Regions from separate parts of the Mus musculus genome. Here region 1 is linked to region 2. The links are chromatin loops, found by intact Hi-C in ENCODE. Cell type or tissue: left cerebral cortex. All regions are shown on one strand. Each heading gives the region's core, and the rest is flanking DNA. Links, peaks and the distances in the headings are about the cores only.

Region 1 (5,378 bases), core at 269-5,268, 56 kb before region 2:
GTCATCCCAACGACAACCACAACTTGACCTTTTAGTAATTATTTCTTTGCCCTTTTAACTTTTGTCACCTAAAATACGCACCCTAAACTACTCTACTCTTGCTTGTTTCACGGCATTCTACAAACGAGTTAGATCACCCAGTACCAATACACACCAGCTTCTCTGTGAGGTTGCTACCGCCGGACAGCTCGCTTGTTTTCAGTCCAAGGCCATCACAAGCGCGCTGTTATGAACATTCTCGCATATGACTCTTACATAAGGTGTATGCACACACATTTTAGGGTACTGACTATAGATGTTGGGTAACCAAATCTTTTAGTTGCCTATAGAATGTTTTCCAAGTGGATTCCACATATATATTGCTATGAGAAGTTGAGGAGAATTACTTTGCTTTCTATCTAAGACATTTTGGGCAGGTGCAGTACTCTGAATGTATAGTCCCAGCTACTGGGGAGGCTAAGGCAGGAGGATTCCTTGAGTTGGGACACTTGACACCAGCCTGAGAAAATTGTGTGATTTCTTCTTTTGAAAAATAAATGAATAAGCTGGGCAGTAGTGGCACACACCTTTAAACCAGCACTCAGGAGGCAGAAGCAGGCAGATCTCTGAATTCATGGCCAGCCTTGGTCTACATAGTGAGTTCGGGACAGCCAGGGATACACAGAGACCTCTGTCTCAGAAAAAGGAAAAGGAAATAAATAAAAGTTAGGAGTCTTCATTCTAAGATTAAGATGCTTTTTATAAAGAGGCACTTTAAAACAAAGGGGAAATCTGGGCATGGTGGCCCACATCTGCAACCTCAGCTTTAGAGACAGAAGAAGCAGGATTTGCCTTAAGTTTGAAGCCACTCTGAGTAACATAGCAACACTGTGTCTTAAATGAAACAAAATAAGATGGAAGAGAGGGAGGGAGGGACAAATTGTTCCTTTTGCATGCTGTCATATGGCAAGATAAATATCTGGTTTTCCGTTTAGAAACTTCTGATTTTCCCTTGAAATCTTTCCGACCACAACATCTCAAATGGTGAAAAATCACCATCCCAGAGAATGTGCTGTGGATTATGCCTTCTCTTCTGTTTTGATGTGAAAATATATGTAGTATATAGAGGAACTAGCCTCTAATCCAAGAATATCTTCTAGCGACTCTCTCTCTTCCTCCTTCCCTCCCTCCTTCCTCCCCCCCCCCTTCTCCCCTTTTCTCTTCCTTCACTAGGTTCTGTTAGCCCAGGTTTTCTTTGTAGTCAAGGCTGGATCCTTGATCCCTGCCCCCCAGCCCTTTTCTACCCCCCAGTATTAGTCTTATAAGAATGTGCTATAACATTTGGCTATGAACCCTCTTCTGGTATTTATGTATTTGTGTAGTGTTTTCTTCCATTGGATAAGAGTGGTATTTTGGCCAGAGTGGTGTCCCTGTGTGAATTCCTAGACTAGATCACAAAAGATACTGCAGCATCAGGACTGCTCTTAGGTCCAGGTGCTCTGAGGAAAGTCAGCTATCATGCTGTGAGGATAGTATTGCAGCCTAATGAACAGCTAACGAGGAAAAGAAATTGGTAAGCAGGCCACACTGGATGCAGAACCTTTGTCTCAGTCAAATATTCCAATGACTTCAATTCCCCAGTCTTTGAGATTTCCAGCTAAGAACCCCAGGAATCCTAGCGACAAGCTACCCCTTCCAGCCCAGTGAATTCTTGACTCATAGGAACTATAATGCGCTGGTATATTGTTTTAAGCCAGTACACTTGGGGCTGACTTATTATGCAAGGGTGGACAGTTGACTCACCACGATGCTCACCTAGAAGGCATTCAGACCTAAGTATCTGAATTGTTGAACATGGGGAAACTCTTGTTGATGCATTCTGGCTTCATGTTTTCTGAACTGGAGCAGGCCTCCAGATGTAAGTACAGACTCGAAAGAAACAGACATGTTAGATGAACTCAGTTAAGCAGATACCATAGAAATGCAAAACAAAAGCCAGACTAGAGGAGGCGACAGCCCAAATGACCCAATTTCTTTAATTGGTTAACTGAAAGGGAAAAACTAAGGGGGGCGGTGGGGGAACCCATTAAAAGACCACTAAACCTATTATACCTAATAGGTTTGCCTTTTCCCTCCCATGTGGGACAGTCTTCCCCCACCCCACCCCCTGCCCCCTCTGCTGACCTCTGCCTCTGCCTTGAGGTTCGCTTAGAGCATGAACACGTGAGCAGGTATGAAGGTAGGCACTTTGGAGCAGCAGCAGCTTCCCAAGTCATTGTGTGGTTCACCCATTCCTCCTTTCCATCTGCCAGGAAGTGGGTTGTCCCAAATCGGGACTGTTTTTTTAGCTGATGGCCAAGAGTGAGGAGGATGTGGAGGTGACTCACCGTGGAAGTTCACGTGAGCAGGACGTCAACCCAGGCTGTTGGAGGCCTGATTTCAGAGTTTTCTGCCACCACAGCATAACATGATGTACTCTGAGTTATACAAGGGATGTTGCCAATTTAACATATGATCCTTACTAGACTCCCAGCTGAGGAGGCAACTGGAGGAACTGGATACTAGATCACGGCCTAGTTTGCTTCCCAGTTACTGTGAGAAAGCACTAAGGAAAAGTTCTTTGTGGGAGGTAGGGTTTATTTTAGCGTAGTGACAGTCCATTCTCTAGGAAAGCCAGGGCAGAAGCTTGAGGCAGAAACTGAAGCAGAGACCATGGGGGGGGGGGGGGGGATGCTACATAATAGCTTGCTTCCCTTGGATTACTCAGTTGCCTTTCTTTTATAGCCCAGCCCCACCTGCCTAGGGACGGAGCCACCCACAGTGGGCTAGGCCCTCCTCCATCATGTAACAATTAAGAAAACAATCTGGGAGCTGGAGAGATGGCTCCGCAGTTAAGAGAACTGACTGCTCTTTCAGAGGACCTGGGTTCAATTCCCAGCACCCACATGGTGTGTCACATGGTGTCTGAAACTCCAGTTCCTGGGGATCCGACACCCTTACACAGACACACATGCAGTCAAATTACCAATACACATCATAAAATAAAAATAAATTATTAGAAAATAAAATTATGAAAAGAAAATAACCCATAGACATGCCCACGGCCAACCTGACGAAGGCAATTCCTAGTTGAGGTTCCTATTTCTCAGGTGTGTCAAGTTGACAACGAAAGCTAACTCTTAACAGATGGTGGTAGAGGAATAGCTATTTATTTTTAGGTGTGTTTTGTAAATTTAGTTCGACATTTTTTTATATGCGTGGTACTAAGAATAAAACTCAGGGTCTTGGTGCGTGCTAGGCAAGCACCCTCCCACTATCTCATATTCCTAGCTTTTAAAAATATGTTGATAACGTTGCAGGGACAACAGCGTTGCTATAGTCTGGATACATGCTGCAGGGGAGAAGGAGGGCGACTGTGAAGTGCTCCCTGTGGAGCTGGGCTGTGAGTGGGTATGAGCTGGTTCAGCAAGGCCTTCGGTTTTAGTTGGGATCCCAGCGCTTTCATAGTAGGAAGTTAAAAAGCCGGGCTGTGTGCGCATGCGCCTTTAATCTCTGCACTTGGGAGGCAGAAGCAGGTGGATCTCTGAGTTCAAGGCCAGCCTGATTTACAGAATGAGTTCCAAGATAGCCAGGGCTACACAGAGAAACCCTGTTTTGAAAAACAAAACCAACGAACCAACCAACCAACCAACCAACCAACCAAACAAACAAGTTGGTTGATTTGAACTTAGAGTTGCTCCTTGACTCTCAAAGGGAGCAGAGAGAAGACAGAAGCTCGGGGCATTTGTGAGTGTAGGGGAAGCAAAGAGGCATCAGGTTCAAGGCTTAGGGCTGAGACGATAAAACTGATGCCCTCCTATGAGAAGGCTGTTTCCACAGGAGCATTAGAGCAGGTCTTGTCAATCAAGGTGGTGGGGCTGGTAGCCGCCCTGTGGATTGGGGCGTGGCTTCAATAGAGCTCTTCGGCTATAGGAGAAAAACACTGTTTCTTATCCATGCTTATTGGTTAAAACATCTACTGTGCTCTCTGAGGTTAGGTCATTGCACTAATATTTGGAATGGGATCCTTGTTCTAGCCCGGCAGTTCTCAACCTGTGTGGGTCAGGGGTCACATATCAGATATCCCAAATATCAGATATTTACATCATGCTTTATAACAGTAACAAAGTTAGAGTTATGAAGTAGCAATGAAAATAATTTTATGGTTGGGGGTCACCACAACACGAGGAATTGTGTTAAAGGAAAGTTGAGAACCACTGTTTGTGCCCCTCTGGGCCTGGGTATGATTTGCATTGATGCCCGGAATAGCTCATCCACTTGAAATGGCAATAGATTGTTTTCTGCTGCTACAAAGTGCTCTGAGCCATTCCTAATGAAGTTTCTTTTTTTTTTTTTCTTTTTTCTTTTTCTAATGAAGGTTCTAAGAAAGCAGGCAAAATAGCTGGGCTGGAGTCATCTTGCTAGTATCCTATCCAAGATAGTGACAGACAGACAGACACAGACAGCGGGTCAGAGTGCGTAATCCTGATCTGGGTTAACAGGAAGAAGCAGAGCTTCAGTAGATGCCACATCCGGGGATGTGTGCCAGCATGCGTGATGCTGAGAGATGAGGTGGCAGGTACTGAAGGGACGAAGGTTTGCTGGCGTTCTTGGTTGTTGGCTCAGGCAGAAGCCCTTGATCACCTTGTGCAAAGAATCCTGGTAAAGAGACCGCGTCTTCCCCGTTCCCCGCCATCCTCTAAACCTAGGGTTTTCCTCAGGGAAAAAGAGTAGAGGTGGCGTGTGAGAGAGTAAGCCCATGCGCCACACATTGGGATGGAGGTGGGAGAGCACGTTGAATCTTCTAACATCGATATTTTGTATTTATGATGGAAGTTTAAAACTGACTGTTATAGCCCAGATTAGTGGCACACACTTCCCCCTCGCTCCCGAGGAGTAGGGAGGCAGAAGCGGGGGTCTTCCTTTTCAGAGCATCCTGGGCTACATAGCAAGACTCTGCCTCAAAATTAAAATAAACAGCTAATATAAAAGTCAAGAGTACTAACTCGGCAAGGCAGGGATTTCATAGGAAGAGGGGAACAGAAAGTTTTTATGGATATACCCTCCCCCATACTTGCTTTTTCTTAATAATCATATCTTTATTTTTTTTAATGGAACAAAAAAAGTAAGTGCAAAATTCTTTGGCTCACACTTTTTTTTTTTTTTTTAAAAGATTTATTTATTTATTATATGTAAGTACACTGTAGCTGTCTTCAGACACTCCAGAAGAGGGCGCCAGATCTTGTTAGGGATGGTTGTGAGCCACCATGTGGTTGCTGGGAATTGAACTCAGGACCTTCAGAAGAACAGTCGGGTGCTCTTATCTATTGAGCCATCTCACCAGCCCTGGCTCACACTTT
Region 2 (5,378 bases), core at 57-5,056:
TTCCTCCATCACAGATCATGCTGCTAAGCATGTTAGAAGGAGCTAAAGCTGGGTCTGACTTCCATGGATCCAGGCAAAGGACCTGTGGCTGGAGCATCGACCTGATTCCAGGTGCCAAGCTGATGTGTTCAGTTCTTGGCTTTAGGGCTAATGGAACACTGGCTTCAAGCCGTTGAGGCTATGAGGGGAGTTCTATCTTCTAGACCTCCATCTTGGCAAAGTGCTGTGCTCAGCCAATGAGGAGGGAAGCTGGAGGCTTCTCCCTGGAATATAAGCTTGGGGTGTAGATGCTTGTGAGCCACGAGGCATGGGTACTGGGAACTGAGCTCAAGAAGGGCAGTACTTGCTTTTAACGGCGCTTTGTTGCTAAGAGTTAAAAATTGGGTAAAGAAAAGACTTAGGGCAAGGCCAACTGAAAAATTTGTCAATGGTCTGGAATAAAGATAGCTTCATGGCAGAGTGCTTGCTTGGCATGAGTCAGTCCTCAGCACAGAGGAAAAGATGATAACACATTGGGTAAATGCGCCCACCTGCCTCCCAAGCCTGAGGGGCTAAGCTGGATCCACAGAACACGGCTGGGAAGGAGAGAAGCGACTCCTGAAGAGGTCCTCTTCCCTCTACGTGTTCTCCATAACACATGCATGCCCACGTTCACTGCCCCCCACAACCAAAAATAATAATAATAAATAATTTAAAATTTTTATTAAGACATATTAATGAGTTAGGCATAGTGGCATGTGCCTTTCTTTAATCCACTCAGGAGGCAGAGGCCTGAGGATCTCTGGGATTTTGAGGGCAGCTACAGAGCAAGTTCCAGGACAGCCAGAGCTACATAGAGAGACTTTGTATTTAAAAAAGAAAAAAGGGCATATTAATGACTCACCAGATTGCTGTAATGTCATGCCTTGACTAGAGAAAAGAGGTAATAATAATAATAATAATAATAATAACAGCTATTATTTTTCCAAGCTCTTTAAACTTATATAAGCTACTTAATCTTCATCAAAATTGGTAAAATTATCCTTATTTTACAAAAGATTAAATTGAGAAGTTCATTGTGTCACAAAATCAAGAGAATGGAAAGGACCTGAAAAATATATACTATATGGCATCCCACTGTCTCTTGGGAATTAAAAAGAAAGAAAGAAAAAGTGAGAGAGAGAGAGAGAGAGAGAGAGAGAGAGAGAGAGAGAGAGAGAGAGAGAGAGAGAGAGCAACAACAGCAACAACAACGAACCAATTGCACGCTATTATAACCTGTGCAATGCCTCCCATGGTGGCTGGCTTTATGATTGATGGAGAGGTGTAAGAAGTTACTTTAAGGTTTTACAGATACTTCACTGGGAACTAAGAATCAGAGTTTAGGGGTCCTGTGCTAACTAATGCTGGGATGGAGCCCAAATAAATTCATCACTTACTCCAGAAAACTCTTAGTCCTGAAAGAGCAGGAGTGGAGTCAGCTGAGAGGTTTGTCAGTAACTGCTACATCTTGTTCATCAAGCATTTCCTAGACCCCCATAGCCTTGAACCCATGAATGCAAATTTTGATGCCTCCTCATTCCAACCAGTCCCCTCCTTCCTAAACTTACCTGAGCCGTGCTGGAAATGATGGGAAGTTTGTGAGCCATGCTAAAGCATGATGGGAACTTTGTTGAGGTCATGCCCTCCCCCAGCTTTGCTTCATCAACAACTTTTCTTTTCTCTTAATTTTTGGCGAGTTAACTGTTGGCACTGTATATATTTAACTGTGGTTCTGGTGAAGTTATTGCATTGTCAGTAAGATAGCCAAATCTTGGGGGAGATACTGTAGGTATAAAGTGTATGTGTAGGAATTCTTACTGTGGCAGAGAGGTGTACCCCAAAAACAACCTACAAATATACAAAGGGGCAAGGGTCGGGCAAGGGCACTGCTGCCCTATGGCAGAGCCATCGATAACTATAATGCCTGACTCTGGCACCTCGAGTACTCAGCCACCCACACAGCCACACAGGTGCCAGATTCTACCATGAAATGTATCATGAGCCCCTGTCATCTGCTCTTAAGGGCAACGCAGAAAAACTGTACAGGCAGAGGTAACTCTACATCTAAGAAGACAGACCAGAGGCTTTCAGCCTTACTGGATTTAGGTGGACAGACCCTTGGTTCCCACAGAGACCGTGCCATTGGGAAGGGTTAGCTAATCATCATTCAACCTCATGCCCTGCAGGGATCAGGGAAGGAAGAAAAACTGAAATGACAGTGGAGAGTAAAGATAGAAACAGCAGTAGAAAGAACTGGCAAGTTGGGAGTCAGTCTGAGTCATGAGTGCAGAGTCACCAGGTTTGGAACAGCAGATGCTCAGTTCTCCTGGGCACCATGAGGTATCGGAGTCACAGAGCAGCTGGTACATCCCAGACAGCCACAAACCCTGTTCCAGTTCTCCTTGAAGCCATTGGCCTTGGTGATGATGCACTGAGATGATGATGATGATGACGATGACAGTGATGATGGTGATGATGACAATGATATAAAAATATAAAACATGTAATTTCACATTGACGTGAAATTTAACACAATACTATTTATAATTTTTTTTCAGAGGTGCTGGAGGGCAAACCTAGGGACTTGAGCATGCTAGGCAATTGTTCCACCACTGAACTACACTCTCATCTCTGCGTTGATCTTAAGTGAGAAGTTCCAGAATTTTGAAATGCACATGTAGCCATATAAATACCAACCAGGACATGAGAGGTCTTTTTCACAACCCCCAAAAGTTACGCTGTATCCCTTGACAAATTAGCATGCCTGTTCTTATTTTTGTGTACAGTGTCCTTTTAAATCTGGCTGCTTTCTGTGCAACATAAATTACTTTCTTTTTTGTTGTCTGTTTCATTGTAGGGATGGTTACAGTTTGTCTTTCATCCTGCTGATGGCTATTTGAATTATTTCTACTTTAGAGCTGTTAAGAATAAGGCTGTTATTAGACACTGCTCAGAGGAGAAGGGGAAGGGGGTGATGGTCGGGTGAAAGTGGACCCCTCAGCTCCTCCCTGCTGCCATGTGCCATGGGCTGTGCTGTCCAGCTGTAGAGTTACTGGTACTGTACAATAACTCTAACGTGGCTTGTGTGTGGCAACCGTGGAACTGCAGTGGGAACCTCTGAATGCTGGAACGCCAGGGTCTTGGGATGTCTGTCAAGGAAAGCTTCAGGCATGGCCCTGGGTGGTTCGGGTTCCTTCTGGAAAGGTGTTGAGTTGTCAGGCTTGGCTGGCCCATCCTCACTCTGTTGTGTGGTCTGGGCAGCCAATTATCCAGCATCTGAACTTGGACTATCCAGTCCACTGCAACTCAGGCTTTCGAGAGGCCTGACAGTGAGAATATTTGAACGGTGCCAAAGGGCAGCAAAGAATGCGGTGTGTTACGAATGAACGGCTGCCCTGGGATTCGAGGTATTGAGGTCGGCGATACAAAGGACTAAGGAAAGCATGTGTGTGTGTGTGTGTGTGTGTGTGTGTGCGCGCGCGCACGCACATAACTCTGTATGCAGCAAAAGGAGCGAGCTGAGGTTCCCTAAAGCTCAAGAGAGAATGAATGGGGTAGAAAGAACCGTGCAGCAGGAGAACTGCCAGAGGGGCCCCTTGGGCTGAGGAAGTTGTTTAATGTGCAACTGGCAAAGGGCAGAGAGCAGCCTCTGGAAGTACTTACAGGACAGTGCTAGCATTGAACTTGACGCCACCAGCCTCCTGTGGGCTGTGTGCTCTGGGCTCCTAACGACTAACACAGGCACTGGAAGCTGGGGTTTGTCTCACTTGAAAGGCTTTGGTGTTTACCCCGAGGTTCTGGTCCCAAAGCACCAATTTTACAAAGCCACGCAATGAGAGGCAAGGCTGTTTCTTCAAACCCCCATGCTTCTTCACCCAGCCTTAAATAACGCCAACAGTGGGAACCATAAAGGTCTACCCCTTTTAGCCTTCTGTCTTCTTCTGGCATTAATATTCAATAAAAGCAGTGGATAAAAAAAATTCCTAAGTCCTCCCCTCCCCCCAGACATAGAGTGAATAGCAGGGCATTTTATAAGTTATTGATCAAATTCTAGTTCAGGAGAGAAAGCTAAATGTGTGGGACTGCAGAAAGAGACACTTTGCTGCTGTGTGACCTTAGACCGGTCACTGCCCCTTTCTGAAGCCCGGTCTACTGGAATAACAAGGTCTACTGTTTCTGTTCACTCTCAGTCTTAAGTAAGTCAACAAAAACGTCCTTACAGAATCCCACTCAGTACCTAATAGTTCCCACTGTTAGTCTTTCCTTTTGTCTTAGCTTTCCTTCCCGTGGGAAGTGGCTTGCCTCATAGGGCTCAAAGGAGAAACTGTATGAGCGATGGTTTATAAATGTGAAGTCCTGCTGCAGAGGTTGCTGTTGTAAAGCAGGCTATTCTGTTTTCATCACAGTTGTTAGTCACTCCTCTGTGTTCCAGACATTCTGGAGAGTCTATGCACAAAATGAACGGCAAGTTACTTGGGTCCCAAAAGCCCTTTGGAGGAGAGAGTGATACAACGTAGCAGGCTTCTGGCCTTTAAGACATTAAGTTGTGAAGAAAGGAACCCATTTATATTATGTTACTTTTGAGATAGGGCATCACTGTGTCACCATGGCTGGAATTAAAGTCATGACCCTCCTGCCTCAGCCTCCTGAATGCTGGGACTATGGTCATGTACTGCCATGCCTAGCTTCCCAGAGTTTTGACTGGGAGAAAAAGTCCTTGTTAACTGCTCTACTGCGCAAGGGAATCTGAAGAACTATCTCCAATATTCAGCTTGAAAACAGATTGGGACGAACACACACACACACACACACACACACACACACACGAGTTAAATACTCTTGTCAAAGCTATGAAAACCTGCTGGGTGGTGATGGTGTATGCCTTTGATCCAAGCACTTGGGAGGCATAGGCAGGGGTAATCTCTGAGTTTAAGGCCAGCCAGGTCTACAGATCAAGTTCAGAGACAGCCAGGGTTATAAAAGAAAAACAAAACAAAACAAAACAAAACAAACAAACCTAAAACTCAGGGACTCAGCGATTCTTAGCACTTGAGCATCATCTCTTACATTGTTTGCCCTGGAAATGCTCTCTGAATCTGTAACCATAGCAGGATATTGCAATGGAAGGCTCAGCTCCGTGTTGAGCTGCGATAGGCATAATATTTCAAAGTTAGGCCGTGGACACCATCTATGGAACAAAAATGGACTTCCAGATTTTGCCCTCTTTTCCATGGAAAGACATATTTATCCTCTCTGTATGTACATAGGACATACATGTACATTGCCAAGGATATAGGGATGCGGGGCCATGACCTCAGGCCATGTAAAGCATTCTTAGGTACTGTGAGTTGTGACAA

The links. Peaks named below come from ENCODE experiments on the same cell type or tissue, not always from the same donor. Only the 100,000 strongest peaks of a DNase experiment are listed, where the experiment ranks them.
Region 1: a loop joins it to region 2, with 10 times the contacts of the local background. A loop is called at or near these places in 4 of 42 quality-filtered maps.

The regions. Positions count from the first base shown.
Region 1 is chr2:59,584,605-59,589,982 of GRCm38, reverse strand. No RefSeq gene overlaps it. Among named protein-coding and RNA genes, the nearest start is that of Tanc1, 25 kb to the left of the region's middle. In left cerebral cortex, for the core only: no CTCF peak of the experiment used is centred there; DNase peaks (open chromatin) are centred at 2,406 and 3,328.
Region 2 is chr2:59,527,960-59,533,337 of GRCm38, reverse strand. No RefSeq gene overlaps it. Among named protein-coding and RNA genes, the nearest start is that of Gm39831, 18 kb to the right of the region's middle. In left cerebral cortex, for the core only: no CTCF peak of the experiment used is centred there; DNase peaks (open chromatin) are centred at 2,006, 2,331 and 4,399; H3K27ac peaks cover 377 bases.